Regions from separate parts of the Mus musculus genome. Here region 1 is linked to region 2. The links are chromatin loops, found by intact Hi-C in ENCODE. Cell type or tissue: heart. All regions are shown on one strand. Each heading gives the region's core, and the rest is flanking DNA. Links, peaks and the distances in the headings are about the cores only. Region 1 has its middle 120 kb from the start of 2610037D02Rik. Region 2 has its middle 110 kb from the start of Gm41389.

Evidence for each region. Hi-C counts contacts between places; a loop is a spot of excess contacts. Peaks named below come from ENCODE experiments on the same cell type or tissue, not always from the same donor. Only the 100,000 strongest peaks of a DNase experiment are listed, where the experiment ranks them.
Region 1: it touches region 2 in a loop (1.9-fold over the local background); 2 of 42 quality-filtered maps call a loop at or near these places.

Annotation. Positions count from the first base shown.
Region 1 is chr15:96,078,478-96,085,127 of GRCm38, forward strand. It overlaps the pseudogene D030018L15Rik. Among named protein-coding and RNA genes, the nearest start is that of 2610037D02Rik, 120 kb to the right of the region's middle. In heart, for the core only: no CTCF peak of the experiment used is centred there; no DNase peak of the experiment used is centred there; H3K27ac peaks cover 907 bases.
Region 2 is chr15:96,018,002-96,024,651 of GRCm38, forward strand. No RefSeq gene overlaps it. Among named protein-coding and RNA genes, the nearest start is that of Gm41389, 110 kb to the left of the region's middle. In heart, for the core only: a CTCF peak has its summit at 3,687; no DNase peak of the experiment used is centred there.

The sequences.
Region 1 (6,650 bases), core at 2,780-5,279, 61 kb after region 2:
GCTCCATCAAAACGTATCCCCTGGCTCTCCTCCTTGGCCCCTGCCAGTAAGAGCTAGTTCATCTTTGTAGTCCCTCTGAGGTGTAACCTCTTTCCTGCCTTATCAGGCCTAACACATCTCCAGCTGAGATTGGCTGGGGGTTAACACTGCTCATCACACTGGCATTCAGGAGAGGCAGCAGGGTGACTTCTCAGGGGGGACACCTGTGGCTGTAGAGGCTGGACTTGGGCCAATCATCACCTGTGAGCATAGAGTGCCTGGACTTCCTAACCAGAAAGCCCACATCATGTAGCCCCACCCTAAGCACCGCAGAGAATGCCTGGCATCCCAGCACTTAGGAGGTAGGGAGGGAGATCAGTTAAAACTTCAGCGTGAGCTGCATATTGAATCTGAGGGCAGTGGGGTGGGGGTTGGGGTGACAAGGACAGGGGCAGAAGGAGAGGACTGAGGCTTAGTCACAGTGCCTGCTGTGCAAGACTAGACCTGAGTTCCAGATGCCCAGCACCCAGGGGAACACCTGGGTTTGGTGACATGCACCTGACAGAGGCAATATTATAGTTAAAGTTCAAATAGAAACAAAGCAATTGGCTAGAAAACATTTCCTAAATGCAGTTGAAAAACGCATGTGGATTGAAAGGTCTAGACAACACTATTCTGTGTGCATGCTCCCTGCAGAGAGGTGGATCCCAACGGGGAAGAGGGAAGCTTGGACCAACACACACCCAGGCCTGATTCTCAGATAACTCCTAGCTTCACCCCTGCCATAGAGAGTTTGGGACAACAAAGGGAAACCAGATTCACCCTTTGTCTTAGTTTCTTTCTTTGGCTTTGAAGAAACAGGGAGGAAAAGGGTTCGCTCCACTTACAAGTCATGATCACAGCTCATCTGTTAGGAAAGTCAGGGCAGGAACCCAGACAAGAGCAGACACAGGAACCACGGAAGGACATTGCTCACCGGCTTGCTCATCCTGCTTTCTTATAGAACCCAGGACCATCAGCCCAGGGGATGGCACCACCCACGGTGGGCTGGACCCTAGTGTCAATCAACAATCAAGGAGATGCCCAACAAACTTGCCCACAGGCCAATCTGATGAAGGAAGATCCTCAGGCAAGGTTCCCTCCTCCCAGGTGACTCTAATTTGTAACAAGTCCACAAAAACAAACCTGTACAACCTTCACCAGGAGGTTGTACTCCCCAAGTGAAACAGTAACTCAAAGGAAGTAACTAAATATCCTGTCTTCTCCCATACCCAGCACAGCGCCTGTCTACAATTCTGATAGCAGATGTTTAAGTGTTCACACCATCTGTTATCAAACATACCTGAATTTGGCTTTAAAATTCATTGGCATCTTGGGACTTCTTTGTCTTGACCTTCCCTGTTTACTTGTCAAACAAGACAAGAAGAAGCAAACCCTTGACCCCTGCACAGGGAACCACAGAAAGTACAGTTGGATGTGCGTTTAGTGTTTACCTGACCTGGCTCTGGTACATTACCATGAGGGTGGGGGTGGGAGTGGCTGAGCCCTGTAAAAAGGAAACAACTTGCCAATAGCCCCACCACTGTTCCCTGCAGAGCCCGAGATAGGGACAGACAGCCCCTGCCTCCAGCTCACAAACCAGCAGTGTGCTCTCTCTCGGTCATCCAGACACCTTGAGAACAACACATCAGATTAGCAAAGCAGGAGGTGAGATTTACCTGGCTCTGCCCAAACGTTCGTGAGCATGGAGCCAACCTGAGATGCTCCTCCTGTTCCGCAGTCTGTTGTTCACAGAGGATGCTCTCTTCAAAAGAGCTGTCACCTGTTAAGTCCAAAGTACCCCCGCAAAACGGCAGGCAGTGCTGGTGACAAGCTTTGATCCCCGGTAGACCTTTCTACCCATGGAGTGGTGCAGTTTACCAAACCCTGAGAGAGAAGCACTGGACCCCCCCCACTCCAAAGGGCCCTTCCCCTCCTAACTGAACTGAACTGATGGTTTGTCCCATCTGCGTGTGGAACATCTGTCTGAGCTGGCTTCTGCCATCCACTATTATATCCGACTCCGAATTTCAGAGTCTGCCTCTTTGGCTATTTCTCTCTTCCATCTATGCTACCCACATCCACTCCTTGACTACCCCGATATGTGTCCTCAGAGTTGCCTGCTTTGTCTCTCTGGCTTGCCAGTTATTCCATGAGTCACACAGGTGCTTCAGGCGGCTTCACTATGCCCTCTGGGACGCTCCACTCGGTGGATGAGGGACATCTACCCACAAGCTCTCTAGGACGAGTCTCTTTTTCCCTTGGGGACATCCTCAGGTTGAGACCCTGTGGATGTAGCAGGAACCCTTCCCTCCCTGGGTCTCTGTCCCTGTGTTACTGGAGGTTCCCATTTATGACCCACCTACCCCTTTCTCTGTTCCTGGAAATTCCCTACTGTCATCTTTTTAAAGGATGCCTTCTTTCTCAGCTGTTCTGTCTCCTGCTTGCTCTTGGAGCTTGTGTTCTCTTGCTGGTCTCATGTTCGCTCGCACTCTCTCTCTCTCTCTCTCTCTCTCTCTCTCTCTCTCTCTCTGTGTCTGTCTGTCTGTCTGTCTCTGTGTCTGTCTTTCTGTATCTATGTGTGTTTCTGTCTCTGTCTCTCTCTGTCTCTGTGTATGTGTATGTATGTCTCTCTGTCTCTGTCTCTCTCTGTCTCTCGCTCCCCTCCCCCCACATTCACTTGCTGGAGCCTGAACTAGCCAGGGCTCTTATTAACTCATCAACTCCTCTCACCTGCCTTCTCTGATCTCCTTCCCTCCTTAGACTCACTGAGTCTTACCACAAAGGGCTCGACCTCAGTACACACTAGATAATCAGTCTCCATGGCCAGAAAATCCCCCCAGATTGTGCCGATTTAGGGCACCACACAAGCAAATGACCTGAAAATCTCTTTATCTCTAAGTCTTCTTCACTCTCCACTCAACTCTAGCCCCTCCCTCTGACCTCTGGGATCGTTCGGTCTTACAGAGATTCAAATAACTTTTGTGTATGGATAATGTTAAAATATTTTCACATGTTCTTCTACCTACTGAAAACCCTGGCTCTGGACATAGGAGTTTATCTTCCCACTCTAGATCTAAGCATATTTATTTAAAAGTTTCCCCAAAGCCTCTGTCCTGAGTCAAGGTAGCCACCTCATTCTATGACAGGGAAAAGGGGAAACAGAACAACCCAGGGAGGGGGAGGAGGGGGAGGAGGGGGAGGGGGAGGAGGGGGAGGGGGAGGAAGGGGAGAGGGAGGAGGGGGAGGGGGAGGAGGGGAAGGAGGAAAAGCAATACACTTAAGAACAGCTAAAAGGAAAACTATTTCCAATAGAGGTTACTAATGGCTGAATGTAATGGCAGATGTTTGACTCTCTGAATATTCCCTCCCCTGTTCCTTGGCTTTGTTTACTATCTTTGAAGTTTTTGCCTAAATTTTACTTTACCCCAGGATTTGTAAGGCCATTAGAGTGTGGGGGAAATAAAGCAAACAAACAAACAAACCCATTAAAGCTTCTAGCAGCAAAGTTAACTTAAAACTTGTAACGAAAAAGATTTTTTATTAAAATTATAATGATTATAATGTTTTAAATATAAAATTATAAACTTTAATTATAAAAGTATTATGATTGTTTATAATATGTAATTATAAAATAATTATAAATTTGTTATGCATCATTATTATTATTAGTGTAAGTTGTGATTAAGACGGATAGATGCTTCCAGAGTGGAAAGGACGAAGATTGTGAGGGTCTGAAGAAGTGACTCCAGGTTTTTTGGGAGACAGAATTAGTGAGATAACCTGAGGGCCAGTAAACCAGATGCCTCTGACAGAATTTCCCGTTGGACCAGCATTCCAGACCCCCTCTCTTACCAAGCCCCCAACCAGCAGGAAGTAGCCCAAGGACTATCATCACCCCAACCCTTTATCATCAACAAAAGGCTACAATTTTCTGTCCAGAGCAGCCCACCAAAGCAACAGTGCTGGTAAAAAGGTCCTAAACAGAAGGACTGTGGCCTGGTAAACAGAAACGTAAAGGCATGTGTGCTTAAAATAATATTGCTTAAACGGATTGTGTTCCATCCAATCACATGACCATTTCCCATGTGGCCCTAGCCTGCAAGATTTCCACAGAGAAAAGGGTAACATAAGGGAGTATGCACCGAATAAAGAGTCTTGCAGGCAGGGTGGCTCTGATTCCTCAGGGACACAGGTCCTTAGAAGCTCTAGGAGGCCTGTGCTGTGGGGTGGGCTGAGGTCAGCCATAATTCATAATTCTGTTTACCAAGAATTTCCCATCATCCACCCCCAGAGGTCAACTACCTCAGGCAAGGGCATCATCTCATTTGAGGTCAAATAGCTTGTATCAGCTCAAAGACCCGGCTGTCTGTCACATGAAATCCGCTTGTTTTCCCACCATCTTTTCTCGGCCGCGGAGAAATAGCTTTGGCCCTTTGATCCCCAATAAACCTTTCTACCCATGGAGTGGTTCAATTTGGCAGTTTAAGTGCACCCTGGCTGACGGTTACCTTATAGGGGTCCTGGTCAGTTTGTTTTCCCTGCCTGTTAAGGAATTAAAAGGCAGTGAAATTCTCTGAGCATAGCAGTCAGAATCAGCCAGTGAAGAAAGGCTTTTCTTGGGGGTGGGGAAACACAGGCATACAGCAGGCACACAGAAATGAAGACAACCCCTGCCTCCCACACCCCCAAAAGAAAGCAGAGGCAGAAACTTAGGAAGCCAAAGCCTGATGCCTCCCTGAGGGCTGGGACCTCAAAAAGTCTTTGAAGGGTTTGTTTTGGCTTGGTTTTTTTTTTTTTTTTTTTCCCATAACTTAGGGCTGGTCAGCTTGAAGAAAGATTGCAGATGAGCCATCTCTTATAAGATAAGCAGTGGCTCATATCTGTTGTATAAACACATACTTGAACTTGTTGGGTGGGAGAAAGAAACAAAAACAGTTTTAAGCCATCAGCTTTGTCTGAGGAGTATTAGGAATTAGGTGGCCAGCTGGGAAGCCACCATCTTTATTACCTGGCCATTGTCCCTCTCCCTATCAGTCTGCCTACAAGGAAACCTGTCTAACTCCTAGTTGCTCAAAGCCACCATGCCTGGACGCTAAGAGAGGCCTGGCTGACCTCAGCCCACCCCACAGCACAGGCCTCCTAGGGCCACCCTGCTTGCATGCCTCTGTATTCAGTGCATGCTCCCTGAGATCCAAGGCTCTTAAACTACCCTTTTCTTTGTGGAAATCTTGGTCACATGACTGGATCTAACACAATCCCTTTAAGCATATTTATATAATCTTATTATAAAAGATATTGTATAATGATGTATTGTTTTGTTTTCTTTCTTTTCTTTTTTTTTTTTTTTTTTTTTTTTTTGAGACAGGGTTTTTCTGTGTAGCCTTGGCTGTCCTGTAACTCTGTAGACCAGACTGGCCTCGAACAGTAGAGATCCCTCTGCCTCTCTGCCTCCCTGCCTCCCTGCCTCCCTGCCTCCCTGCCTCCCTGCCTCCCTGCCTCCCTGCCTCCCTGCCTCCCTGCCTCCCTGCCTCCCTGCCTCCCTGCCTCCCTGCCTCCCTGCCTCCCTGCCTCCCTGCCTCCCTGCCTCTCTGCCTGCCTCTCTGCCTGCCTCTCTGCCTGCCTCTCTGCCTGCCTGCCTGCCTGCCTCCCTGCCTCCCTGCCTCCCTGCCTCCCTGCCTCTCTGCCTCTCTGCCTCACTGCCTCACTGCCTCTCTGCCTCTCTGCCTCTCTGCCTCTCTGCCTCTCTGCCTCTCTGCCTCTCTGCCTCTCTGCCTCTCTGCCTCACTGCCTCTCTGCCTCTCTGCCTCTCAGCCTCCCTGCCTCTGCATTGGCCTCGTGCTGAGCTTAAATGTGTACACCACCATGCCCTGTAGTTTAAGTTTTGAAAAAACAAGGAAGAGAAAATAGGGCTATCCTGGAGTAAAATGTTTAACTCTGCTGAGATGTAACATGTCCATTTATAATAATAACAGTAAACTTTGTGTTTCTCAACAGAACCTTGCTTGCTTCAGATAATTCCACCTTCTCTTCCGTACCACCACCCACACAACATGATAAAACACATCAGCTTTGGATATTGGGTTTATCCTTGAATGCAGAAGCTGAATTTTGTTTTGATTGTGATTAATTATATGTAAACATATAAAAATATATGAATAACATATAATATAATTGATTATATGTGTATATAATTACTGCTAATAATAATGACAAAATAATCAAAATTATTCCAGTTGTAAATTAATTTCATGTACAGGTAGTTATATAAATAACAATAATGCTCACAATCTTATTAACTGGAGATCTTTTTAAAGTACTTTACTACAGAATCTTTTTAAAGTGCACATAAAATACTCAGTAACTTTTAGAATAACACGCAATAACTTTTAGATACTACTGTTGTTAAAAACTGCCAACTACCAATTGCATGTTGTGGTTCATAATTAGGACAGTCCATACTCACAAAAACAGAACCTTCCTGTAACAGCTTCTCCCGTTGCACCAGTCACTTGTGGTGGAGTGAATGGAAATGGCCCCCATGAGCCCATTGGGGGTGGCATTATTAGGGGTGTGGCCTAGTTTGGGGAAGTATGTCACAGGGGCTGGGCTTTGAGGTTTCAGAAGCTCAA
Region 2 (6,650 bases), core at 2,505-5,004:
CAAATTTAGGTTAAAATTCAGTGTTAATGTTGACCTTCCATCTTGTAACCTTGCTAAAGCCACCAATCAATTACATAATAATTTTGTAGCCCTTTTGAGGGTACGCTGAGAAAAACAAATATGTAAAACACATGACTTAAAATTGTTCAAAACAGATACCTTGCTGTAAGTCTAACAAAGTCGTATGGTTCATGTATTTTGAAAACTTAAAGACGTTAAAGAAATCAACCAAAGAGGGTTTATATAAATGGAAAAACATACAGTGTTTGGTATTGAAGAGCAGACATTAAGGAAAACACAGGAAAGACACTTGAAGATAAAGGCATAGGCAATGATGTTCTAAATAGGACCACAGAGCACAGGAACCAATCCCAAGAACTGGTAAATGAGAAGGCACAGAATTAAGAAGCTTCATCAAAGGATGCAGATACCAGAGTCCTGTGCAGAGACATGGGCACAATTGGAGATAATGGTGTTGAGGGAAGCCTCTTTTCCCTTGTCGTTAATCAGACATCAGGTTCTGAGATGCTGATGAACTGATGACAATGTTGGGCTTAATCTCTCTCAAACTTACAATTGAACAGAAAAGTCTGATGCATAAATAATAGGCAATATTCACATATATGTTCTAGATGCAAAAGAAAAATTTGTTACTGTAATCATGGTACAGACATAAGAGGAGTTCAGTGTGGCCATAAAGAAAACGAAATCAGGTCACCCACTGAGAATGAATGCTACTGGAAATCAATATGTTAAGCAAAATAAGCCAGATTCAGAAAAATCAGCACCATGTTTTCTCTTACACGCAGAACCCAATTTAAATTGTATGAAGGGTATATTTATGTGTGTCTGTGTATATCGGCCAACAAGCTACAAAGAAGGTCATTGGAGGAGGAGAAAGAGTCCTTAAAGATGGAGGGAAATAGAAGCGTTGTGAGATACATGTAATGGAAAAGTAGAAGTGGGAACCAGCTGGAAAGGGGGTCAAAGGACAGTGGAGGAAGACATGAAAGCAACGTGACACCTTTATATTATGATGCCAAGATGAAACCCATTACTCTGTATGTTACTAAAAAAGATTAGCCATGACTGTAAGACATAGTAAAAATGATATTTCTTCACAAACTAGCATAAAAGCTATAGTCATATAGTATTGTATATGTTATTGCACATTATGACCAAATATAAGGCAATTGATAATAATACATTTTTCTAAAATTATGTGTGAAATATGTAATGTATTTGTCACCTTATATGTGATCTTGTGATTCATAGTATATGATATATATATACATATGTATATTTTCATAGTATATATGCATAGTATATGCAATATATAATCTATATTAAGAGATTACTTACATACTATTACTTATTGAGGTGGACACTTAAGGGCTCTTTGGAGAGTCAGTTGTGTTGGATAGTATTTTGCTAGAGCAAACATGTGAATGTTTTCTTGAAGTGGACACAGGTGAAAGACTAAGGCAGACTCATGAAGTAATGTATTTCACTGAAGCAGACACAGGAGAGAGAGTGTTCTGCTAAAGCAAACACGTGAAAGGACAGGTGAAAGATTCTTTACTAACAATATGAATGTATTGGTCTGCCTTACATTGTGGACGGCATAGTGAGAAACATTCCAAAAAAACTTCTTGTGGTGTGCTGCAGTTTCTTGCCGCTTCCATGGACTTGGGCTGATTGACTTGAGGGATGTCAGCTGAGATAGATGCATGTGTTGAGGTAAGACACATGCTGAGGCAAGGCATGTGGAGGACACACTCAATGCATAGTGACAGAGAGGGAGCTAGGCTTTCTTATAGAGCTAGCTGTGCAACACTTGTGGGTCTCATGTCTTCCATGATCTTCATCTTTCCTGAGAGAAGCACAGCTGAGAACTTCTCCTAGTGTTCCTGTTGGTCCCTCCTGCTGACTCAAGCTGAGGCTGAGGCCTGGCTGTCTCTGCTTGGTCATGTCACCACTGTTGCTAACCTGACTCTACTGAACTGGACTGCTGGTGTATCCATGAAGTGTTTGTGAATGGATTGAGCTACCACTGCCTGCTAACCTGTGAGCTGAACTGCTGATTTCCAGACAACACAGACGGGAGTTGCTCCAAAGAACCCTTTCTAAACAAGTCCACTTTTGAATCCTTTCTTTTCCACTACTTTTGGTGGATAGTGAGCTACAAGGGAGGTTAAAGTGTTTAAGAACCATCATTAAAAATACAATTTGAGAAAATTAAAGCTACAACTTATAAAGGGACAGTTGAGCCATGTGACAATGGCAGATGACAAGTGCTGTGATCTGCTATCAGCCAGCAGGAGCCCCAAGGAAGCTAGTGACTGCATGCAACTCTGTCCTATGCTTAAAGGCCTGAGAACTCAAAGTCCCATGGCCCAGACAAGTTGTATGGAAAATTAACCACCACACAGACGTTACACAATTCCCAATAACATTGGAAGGCTTTTGTCGGTAAGGAGGAATTATTTTATCATATGTGAAAAGGAAACAGAATTAGAATAGATAAATCCAGTTTGCAAAAGGAGAACACAGTGGCAAAATATGTCCAATTCTGAGACAGTCCTCATGCCTGTGTGATGTCAGCAGTGGGAAAAGATATTATGTTGCAGATGAGCTTGCAAATTCTCCAGTGGAGTGTGAAGGAAAGTGAACTGGGGAAAAGAGAGTAAAACTATGTTTCCATTACCGCTGTAGCTCAGCAGCAGTTTCATACTCGCTTACATTACTATTATTTTAGTTTCCAACTCTCCATAACAATGACTAAAAGTAAACAAAAATAAACAGTTCTCTGTGCATAGGAAACTAAATCAGAAAGTATCTAATACTAGCTTACAGATGATTCTACTAGGCTGCTCCCAGGGACCCAGCAAGGGCTTACCTCCATTGTCAGCTAACGGCAGCACAGGGACTGCTTGCCACCCAGTTCTCTCTCTCTGTTCCCACATGTCCTCAGCCAGTGTCTGTCTGTCTGTCTGTCTGTCTCTCTCTATCTCTATCTCTCCCCCTCCCTCCTCTGCTCACCCCCACATTAAATTACCAATAACAGTGATTGCTCAAATGTAGGACTGAGATGGAAGGAAAGAGAATCTCTTCTCACTTGATAAAATGAATTTTTTATAAATATATGTATTTATAGACAGAAAGCTAGACATGATGAGAGCATCAGGGCCATTTGCTATCCTCTTAAAATCAATCTTTTTAAAAATTTGTTGATTATACATTAAATGAGTTTTTGAAATGCATACTACCTTATAGATTTTCAAATATTGCTTGAAAATTACAGGAGAATTACATAATAGGTTATTGTGAAACTAAAGCTGAGAATCTTCTTGTATAAAACTTGATCCAGATCTTCAGGTTTTCATTAGAGAATATCAGTTTCTGTGATCAACCCAGTATGTTACCACTGCACGAAAACAGGTTGGGTATTTCTAGACCAATGTGGCTGTTAATTCCTGGATCTTCTGGTTTCTTAGAACAAATACATTAATTTAAATGCCTGGGCGTGTTGTCAGATTTGCATGTTTTAAGTCATCAGAATACAAATGGGCAAATTATCTAGCGAAAATCTCAAACATTTGATGCAGCGGAGTAAACGAGCAAACTCCTTGCAGGCTCCGTCCTTAGTTTTGGTCTCTGGAAAAAGTCACTCCATTTCTATTCCCAGCCACTAGGGCTCAGTCTCTTCTCTAAGATGGGAAATGGATGCGTTGTAGAGCACGGAAGATGCACAAAGCATCCCCAGCTGATCCAGAGTGAAAGCAGAGCGTTCCATGACGATCTGTGATCTCTTAAAGACCAAACTCCCAGAAAATTTGTAGAAAGATGGGAGAGGAACCAATCAGGACAGTGTTGTTCTTCGTGTTGTTTGCTTGTTTGCTTGCTTATTTGTTTTGTCTTCTCATTCCTCCCCCCCACCCCCCCGTGGCATGATTGAGAGGAATTGTGCTAATAATATTTAAAAGAAAACACTAATTAGTTTAGGAAGATGGTGGAAGACACACAAGCACACTGTGCTAAAATCTCCAGGGAGTGAACTGCAGAAAGTTGGATAAGCCCTATCACAAGGAGGGATGTATGTGTGCAATGTCTGAAAGTATCTAGTTTAACAGCAAAGTAAAATGAGAAACTTTACAAAACAGAACAGAGGGGTGGAAATCCCCATCCATCCCAGAGAGACTAGCAGGTATGGGGGGCGGGAGGGGAAGGGTTCGCTACCCCATCACCCAGTGAACGGTAATAACCAAAGCCATGCTTAAGATGGAGAGCCTCAGGAAGCCATTCTCAGCAAGGGGCATTTAAGGGGAAAAGAGAGACAGGGAGAGACATAAGGCGTGTTCAGCTGCGAAAACAGCAGAGGTGGAAAAACTTCTCTGTGCGCTAACCTGGAGCATCATTAAGAAGCCTCCTGCTGAGCCAGCCACATGGTTACCCCAGACCCATTAAGAACCACACTCGTGTGCTCTAGGGAAACTTTGAATAAGCAGAGCCAAGAGAATTCCTCTAGACTCCAGGGAAGAAATCACGAATCTCAACTACACAGTCTTTATAAAGGTATAAACTTGGTTAGAGCCATAATCTACAGGGAATACAGAAACAGGTTCCAAACACATGCAGGATACCAGCAAGGACTGCCCAAGGAGGGGGCCAACATTGACAGTCAGACCCCTGAAGGACCACTGAGAGGTTTGACTAGCCTCTATGACCAGTGTGTGGAGGGCCACCCACTGATGGGAATTGCAACTGTACCTCTACCTTGCAAAGGACTTCCCAGAAGTGTGATCATCATCTGGGAACCTAGGAGGACACTTCAGCTTGGAGCTAGCAAACTGGCAGACTGCCTACAGACTCTTTTCTTCACACTTATTTCTCCTTTATTGAGAACTCAATGGCAGTTTACCACACCTGTTCTGTCTTATTCTCTCTCTCTCTTTTTTTTTTTATTATCTTTCCTTGCTCACATCCCCTTGGATAGGTTTACCTAAAGCACATAGTGTTGGCTAGCAAGTGCCTTGGGATAAAATATTTCATCTTGCAGGGAAGATAATTAAGACAATGTTCTAAAGAGGAGTGAAAGTTCTCTCATTCAAGGAAGCTCCTTAAAACTTAGGAAGTAAACAACTCAAAAATTTCAGGAAGTCCCTGAAACGCACCAGATACAATAGCCCCCCGCCACACACACACACACACATCCACAAGTATATATAACTAAAAGGGACTTGGGGAAAAGACTCTCTCGGATAAGCAAAACTGCCTAGAAGACACTCAGACCAGACATGCTTCCTGGAAGATCAGCTCAGCTGCCCGGAAAAGATACTCTCCAGTCTGTTGAGCTACCTGAAGGCTGCACAGTGCACTTCAAGTTTCCAGCTTTCATGAACTCATGCTGGGTTGGGGAGGTTCAGCGATGCAGCTGTCTTTGAGTCGTTTCTGTTCCTGTAAGTAACCCCTCACCCACATTTCTGTGTATAACCCCAATAGAACTCATTAGTTCACCAAGCTGGACTTCATACCGTCCTTACATTGGTCTGTCACCAGTTCCCTATCTAGGGTGAGCAGACACGCTGTCTGTCACACAACACGTAGGCCACCTTGGTTTGCCAGGTCTTTATGTCCTCAGCCTCCCGAGACCTGGAACTATTTGAGGTTACTTGGTTGTGCTTTTCTTTTTCTTAGCATTTTCTTTATTTTAGTGTTTGTGTGTGAGTGTGTATGTGTGTGTGTGTGTGTGTGTGTGTATATGTATGCCATGGTGCACATGTGAAGGTCAGAGGATGGCTTGCAGGAATACATTTTCTCCTGCCACCATGTGGGTTCCAGGGCCTGAACCCAGGTCATCAGGCTTTTCAGTGAGTGGCTTTGTACGTGGACCCACCTCACCAGCAGCTGCTGCATTCCTTTTCCCCTCCCCGCTTTGCACTCCTCCCTTAAGCCCAGGTGTCCCACCTTCTGTTTGCTTCCTGTCTTCTATGCTTTCCTTTATCTACTCGACTCTGTTCATCATAAACCAATTTTCACGTTCCATTTGTGTTTCCATGACTAGTGTACTGGCACAGACAGTACTGCTGGTGGTCCTAAACTTCCTAAAGGGATGGTTCTCTAAAGGGTGATTGTTTTTATTTGCTTACTACTTAATTTTCATAGTGTGACAATGACAGTGATCGGTTCTGGAGATAATATTCTACTCTTGTGGGAAGTATTGTGGATGGATCCTAACATCCTCTAGATGAGAAGAAGTAAAGGACTCCTCTACAATCTATTTCCTCTTCGACATTACTATGATCGCTACTAAAAGAATGAGGTGACTCTGAAAAGAAAAATCTAAATGATGACCTAACATCAAATACACAAGCCTCAATACCAAATCACAAGAAGTATGGGAACTCAAAGTAGCAGGATTCCCCCCAAAGGTGGCTAATACCACAGTAACTGCTTCCAGCAATAGGGAATTAGATAAGATCCCAGATAGAGAATTCAAAATAATTACAAATATGTGCTGTAAAAGAATATGAATTATGCTTATCCCTATCTAACTTCAGATGAATGAGACTCAAACTATGATTTATGTATTAGGCTCTGCGCAATTGCTGGGGCATCACCCGCGTCTAACTCTCTAATCTAGACTGACT